2 separate regions of the Homo sapiens genome follow, and region 2 is linked to region 1. Evidence: chromatin loops called from intact Hi-C (ENCODE). Cell type or tissue: Calu3. All regions are shown on one strand. Links, peaks and the distances in the headings refer to the core of each region. The heading gives the core; the rest is flanking DNA.

Evidence for each region. Hi-C counts contacts between places; a loop is a spot of excess contacts. Peaks named below come from ENCODE experiments on the same cell type or tissue, not always from the same donor. Only the 100,000 strongest peaks of a DNase experiment are listed, where the experiment ranks them.
Region 2: a loop joins it to region 1, with 19 times the contacts of the local background. A loop is called at or near these places in 17 of 110 quality-filtered maps.

What each region holds. Positions count from the first base shown.
Region 1 is chr2:197,376,913-197,379,829 of GRCh38, reverse strand. It overlaps the pseudogene NPM1P46. Among named protein-coding and RNA genes, the nearest start is that of SF3B1, 57 kb to the left of the region's middle. In Calu3, for the core only: a CTCF peak has its summit at 1,259; a DNase peak (open chromatin) is centred at 1,239.
Region 2 is chr2:196,848,541-196,851,457 of GRCh38, reverse strand. The region is part of intron 20 of PGAP1 (post-GPI attachment to proteins inositol deacylase 1); the gene reads left to right. Among named protein-coding and RNA genes, the nearest start is that of C2orf66, 41 kb to the right of the region's middle. In Calu3, for the core only: no CTCF peak of the experiment used is centred there; a DNase peak (open chromatin) is centred at 1,357.

The DNA.
Region 1 (2,917 bases), core at 169-2,668:
GCAAGTATAGAAAAATGTGGTTCTCTTCCCAAAGTGGAAGCCAAGTTCATCAGTTATGTGAAGAATTGCTTCTGGATGACTGAGCAGGAGGCTATTCAAGATTTCTGGCAGTGGAGGAAGTCTCTTTAAGAAAACAGTTTAAACAATTTGTTAAAAAATTTCCATCTTATTTCATTTCTGTAACAGTTGATATCTGGCTGTCCTTTTTATAATGCAGAGTGAGAACTTTCCCTACCATGTTTGATAAATGTTGTCCAGGTTCCATTGCCAAGAATGTGTTGTCCAAAATGCCTGCTTAGTTTTTAAAGATGGAACTCCACCCTTTGCTTGGTTTTAAGTATGTATGGAATGTTATGATAGGACATAGTAGTAGCGGTGGTCAGACGTGGAAATGGTGGGGAGACAAAAATATACATGTGAAATAAAACTCAGTATTTTAATAAAGCAAAAAAAAAAAAAAAAAGAATGCATGCAGAACACAAGGCAACCGCCAGCACTTTAGTGTGCCTTGGATACCCCTCCAGGGCCCTTTTGCTTGCCTTTGTCTTGGCCTCTGACCTGGCCATACACTGAGGCAATGGGAGATGAAGTGGCCCGGGGACCAGCAGTTGCCAGGCAGCGGAGTAGCAGCTGGGGTGCTCAGAGTATAATTCAGTCCCCTCTTGCTATTGCCAGAACTTACCACCCTCTTCCAGGGGCCTCTGCCTTGGCACATGCAGTTGCTACTATCCAGAAAAGCCCTTTGCTTCCCCTTCAGCTGGCTGGTCCCCGCTAGTTCTTTGAGAATGGACTCCTTCGACTTCATTAGGACCCCCCTGGCGAAAGTGCTGCATTGACGTGCTCCCCCAGCACCTGGGGTGCACACACTTCTCCCTTGCTCTACGACGTGGAAGTCATCTGTTCAGTCGTCTTCCCCGATGGTCTGTGAATGGATACACAACTCACGCCCCCAGCACCCATCTGCCGCTCCCTGTACATGTGCAGACGGACTCAGTGAATGACAGCCGCCGCCTGAATTATTTCAGACAGGTTATTACTGCTGGGAGTTGTGCAAGAACTTCTAGGCAGCCAAGCAAGTAGGCATATTTTTAAGCAAATAATTCAATGGTCTTCATTCACAAGGTGGGAGAGTATTCTATTTCATCACCTGACAGAGCGTAAAACTGCTGTTCTGTGAAAACCTTTGTTCAAAATATTCTATTTCCTGTAACATTCTTAGCTTCTGACAGGGGGCAGCAGAGCCTAGGAAAACAAAGGCTGGCCCCGGTTAACTGGTGGCTTGCACACCTTTGGAGCCAGACCTTTAATGATTTTTGGGAGAAACCAGCCCTTGGTATCTGACAAACCTTACTGTTGAATAAAGATTGTAAGGTAAAGGCTGGCTTTTATTAACTTAACATTCTTTGAAGGCACCGCAAACAACTAACTGTTTTTATAAAAGGAAAAAAAAAAGACAAAAAATAAGGCAAATAACCATCTTTCTCATTTTATTACAGTCTTTAAATAAGATGGATGCTTATTTTTTGCCAGCAACTTGTAAAACGATGCTAGAGCATGAAATATTTCCAGCTGGTGTTAGGGAGAATGTCGAGATTTACAAATTATGACCAGATGCTGGGGCTATTGTCTCCTCATCCCCATCATCCTGGAAAAAAAAAGACTTAGTAAATAATAATAATTTTTAATAAACCTAGGCCAGGCATGGTGGCTCACTCCTGTAATCCCAGCACTTTGGGAGGCTGAGGCAGGCAGATCATTTGAGGTCAGGAGTTCAAGAGCAGTCTGCCCAACATGATGAAACCCCGTCTGTACTAAAAATACAAAAATTAGCCGGGCGTGGTAGCACGGGCCTGTAATCCCAGCTACAGGAGGCTGAGGCACAAGAATCACATCAACCCAGGAGGCAGAGGTTGCAGTGAGCCGTGAGCGAGACTCCATCTCAAACCAAACCAAAACAAAAAAACCAAAAAGCAATGAAAGCAGTTGAGATAATAATGAAAGCAAATAGCCAGAACCGAAATCCTCCTTGCCCCACCCATTATGGCATGAACCCTTGGGGGCCCAGGCTCATGCTTTCTGTCCCTACGTCCAGTGCCCAGCAGGCCTGGTGTGTGGCAGCAGGTGCTTGGCACACGCACATGGAATTGAAGGAACATCTCTGGCCTGTTCACATCTTAGTTCTCTAGGGGAGTTTCTAAGTCATATATGACACCCAATTGTCCCATAAATACACTCCATGGGGAATTTGCATTCAGAAACATGATCACCTTAGGCACGTACTATATCCCACAACTAACTTCAGGGAATCTGCTACTTTTCCATTCTTTAAAACTATGCAAAGGAGAGCAGGGGAAAGAAAAGAGGGAGGAGTCCATATGCTTGCCCATGGGTTTGCACAGGTAAGAGACACACAGGTGGGCTAGATCTGATTGGCAGTAATTTGGCCCTCAGTCCACATGGTCACCTTGAAACCAGGAATACAGAAGAGGTCTGCAGGGTATCCTAAGGTTCTCTGATGTCTGTCTCTGCCTTAGTCTAGGAGTCCTAGTATAGTTCAGCAGGAATTCCCTCATGTTCTCCTTTCTAGCATTGCATAGCACATTACATGAAGCTTCCTATTTTCTTACTATGTTTGTGTTTAGATTTCTGCCTCCAATACTGTCAGGTTCTGTTTGTACTTCTCAGAGGAAGATTTTTTTTTTTTTTTTTTGAGTCAGAGTTATGCTTTTGTCGCCCAGGTTGGAGTGAAATGGTGCCATCTCGGATCACTGCAACCTCCACTTCCCAGGTTCAAGTGATTCTCCTGCCTCAGCCTCCCAAGTAGCTGGGATTACAGGCCTGTGCCACCATGCCCGGCTAATTTTTGTATTTTTAGTAGAGACAGGGTTTCACCATGTTGGTCAGCCCATGTCAAACT
Region 2 (2,917 bases), core at 121-2,620, 530 kb after region 1:
GTTAAAGAAAAAATGAGGAGGATTACATAATTGTTTTGAAATAATTATCCTTGCCTATAAGGATCCATAACAAGGGTGGTGGCAGCCCGAGGTTGGACAAGTAGTTGCTGGGCAGATGTCCTCAGAGAAGTATTTTTGTGTGTGTGTAAGGTTGCAGTGGCCTTTGTGCAGAGTTGTGGTTTTTGCAGAGTCTTCTGTGACAGTTTTGCTATTATGTATACAAGCATGAGAACCCTCCCTTCACAGCCTTCCCTGGCTCTATTTGTCAGGGTTTTTTTATTTTTTTGTTTTTTTTAAAAAAAACAAAAAAACAGTGACTCCATTTTGATTCTGACAACTTTCATTGTCAGAACTGAATTGTTTCTTTATCTGTAAGGTCTGTTCTCCATCTCTTTTTCTCCCCTTATAATTTATCAAATAAAACTTTTTTATACTTTTGCATTTTCTATGTTTGGAGTTTACTGATTCCATCCCCTTGCTGGAGTTGAACATGTTTTTCTATTTTCTATAAATTGATAATTAGAGCTATAGGTGTGATCAGATTCAGGTTATTTCCCACCAATCCCCATCCCTGTTCTTTTTTTGCTGCTGCTGCTGCAAGAATCGTTCATAATATGTATACTTCTAATAAGAGACACTCACTCCCTAATTTCCTTCCTTGTCATCCTAGTTTGTTTCCTTTTCTTTCTTCCCTTCCTTCCCCTCCCATCTCTTTTTTTCATCTTCCTCTTTCCCTCCCTTCCTCCCTTCCTTCCATTTTTCCTTCCTTCCTTCTGACCGTCCATCTGTTGTTCCTTCCTCCTTCCCTCCTTCCTTCCAAGAGCCAATGCTTCCTTGCTGCCTTGTCATCCTACATGTGGCTAAACAAGACAGATGATTTCTTAAATTTATCGTCCCTCTCTCCCAAATTTGCAAGAGTTTGGGATCCTCTTAAGTTTTAAGACATCCCCAAGAAAATTCCTCACTTGTTTTCTCCATTTTATACCCTGGCACTTGAAGTTTTCTTCCTATAGTCTGAAGACTTCTTAAAATGTAGAGCCTGATCTTGTTCTCCATTCTATTCCTAGTGCCTAAGATAGTGCCAAGCACACAGTAGGCATTTACTGTAATATTTGAGCTGCATCAACTGTGTCAGTTAGATCCTGGCATACTGAATGGAATAATTGAGATTATAATGGACTATTTCAAAGGTATATGTGCAGGGTTAAGAGAAACCAACAAGAAATGATAAGATGCTAAACTAGTAACAGAGCCAGCTGGTACTCCAAGGTACCAGGACAAGAGAAGGAACAAACCTAGAGGGCTCTAGGAGTGGATAACATTCCTGGAGCTGTAGCCTTGGGTGCAGGAACACTACAACCACTGCCACCCTGTGGCTCAGCAGGAAAAAGATGAGGAAATACATACACTAACCTTATTTTCTCCTACCCTCCTATCTGCTGATACCTCTTAATTCCTGAACTTACCTAGAAGCCAGTCTATAAAAGTCAGCCTCCCAGAATTCAGGAAAAAGTGAGGGGTGGAGAATGGATCTGGAGAAGCAGATGTAGAAACTGTAGTACAATGGACAAAACCTTCCCTGGAGTATAGCAGTTATTAGTTTCCCAGGAGGCTAAAACTTTGTTTCGTTGGGCTTGGACAGTGATTAAGGGATGCAGGAGCAGGGAAAAAAGAATTTGGCCTGAATATATTAAAGCAGCAGTCCATAAATCCCCTCCACTCAAATCTTTCTACAGCTACTTAGTGCCCTTCAGTTACTTTTATACAATTTCAAGTCTGCCTTTAGTGTTAATTTTAACCTGATTTAACCTATATTCCAGGAAGTGGTAAGCAATATTCAGTTGATCTGTGCCAGACCCAGCCTTTTAATTAAGAGATTATTCTGGCTGGGTGTGGTGGCTCACACCTGTAATCCCAACACTTTGGGAGACTGAGGCGGGTGGATCACGAGGTCGGGAGATCCAGACCATCCTAGCTAACACGGTGAAACCCCGTCTCTACTAAAAAAAAAAAAAAATACAAAAAAATTAGCCAGGCGTGGTGGCACGTGCCTGTAGTCCCAGCTACTCGGAAGGCTGAGGCAGGAGAATGGCATGAACCCGGGAGGCAGAGGTTGCCGTGAGCCAAGATCGTGCCACTGCACTCCAGCCTGGTGACAGAATGAGACTCTTTATAAAAAAAAAAAAAAAAAAAAAATTATTCTGACACTATGACATCAACCAGAACCAGACTTAAGTATAAATGTCTATCTTGTTTTGAAAGTCTGAAAAAGGTCTCGTTTTTCTTGGTTTCAACTGACTTGATAATTGATTCTCAGACATATAGAATGTACATCTAGGGGATATTTGATGCTGGTTAATCTAGAGGCTTTAAGTACTGGATTATGTATCCAGCCAATTAAATATGTAGTTCTGAACCAAGGATGCTTATCAAAAATCACCTGTGGATTATACCCACTAGAACGACTATAATTTTAAAAAGACAAATAATAAGTTTTAATGAGGATGTGGAAAACCTGGAACCCTCATACACTGCTGGTAGGAGTGTAAAATAGTGTCGCTACTGTGAAAAACAGTCTGACAATTCCTCAAATGGCTAAATACAGAGTTATTGCATAACTCAGCATCTGCATTCCTAGGAATATAACCAAGAAAAATGAAAGCATATATTCATACAAAAACTTATATGCAAATGTTCATAGGAGTATTATTCATAACAGCCAAAAAGCAGAAACAACCCAAATGTCTGTCAATTGATGAATGGAAAAATAAAATGTAGTATAATCATACAATGGAATAAAAGGAATTTGATTAAAAAGAAATTAAATGAAATACTGGTATATGTTACAACATGGATGAATCTTGAAAAAAGTGGAAGGAGACCATCACAAAAGACCACATATTATGATTCCATGTAT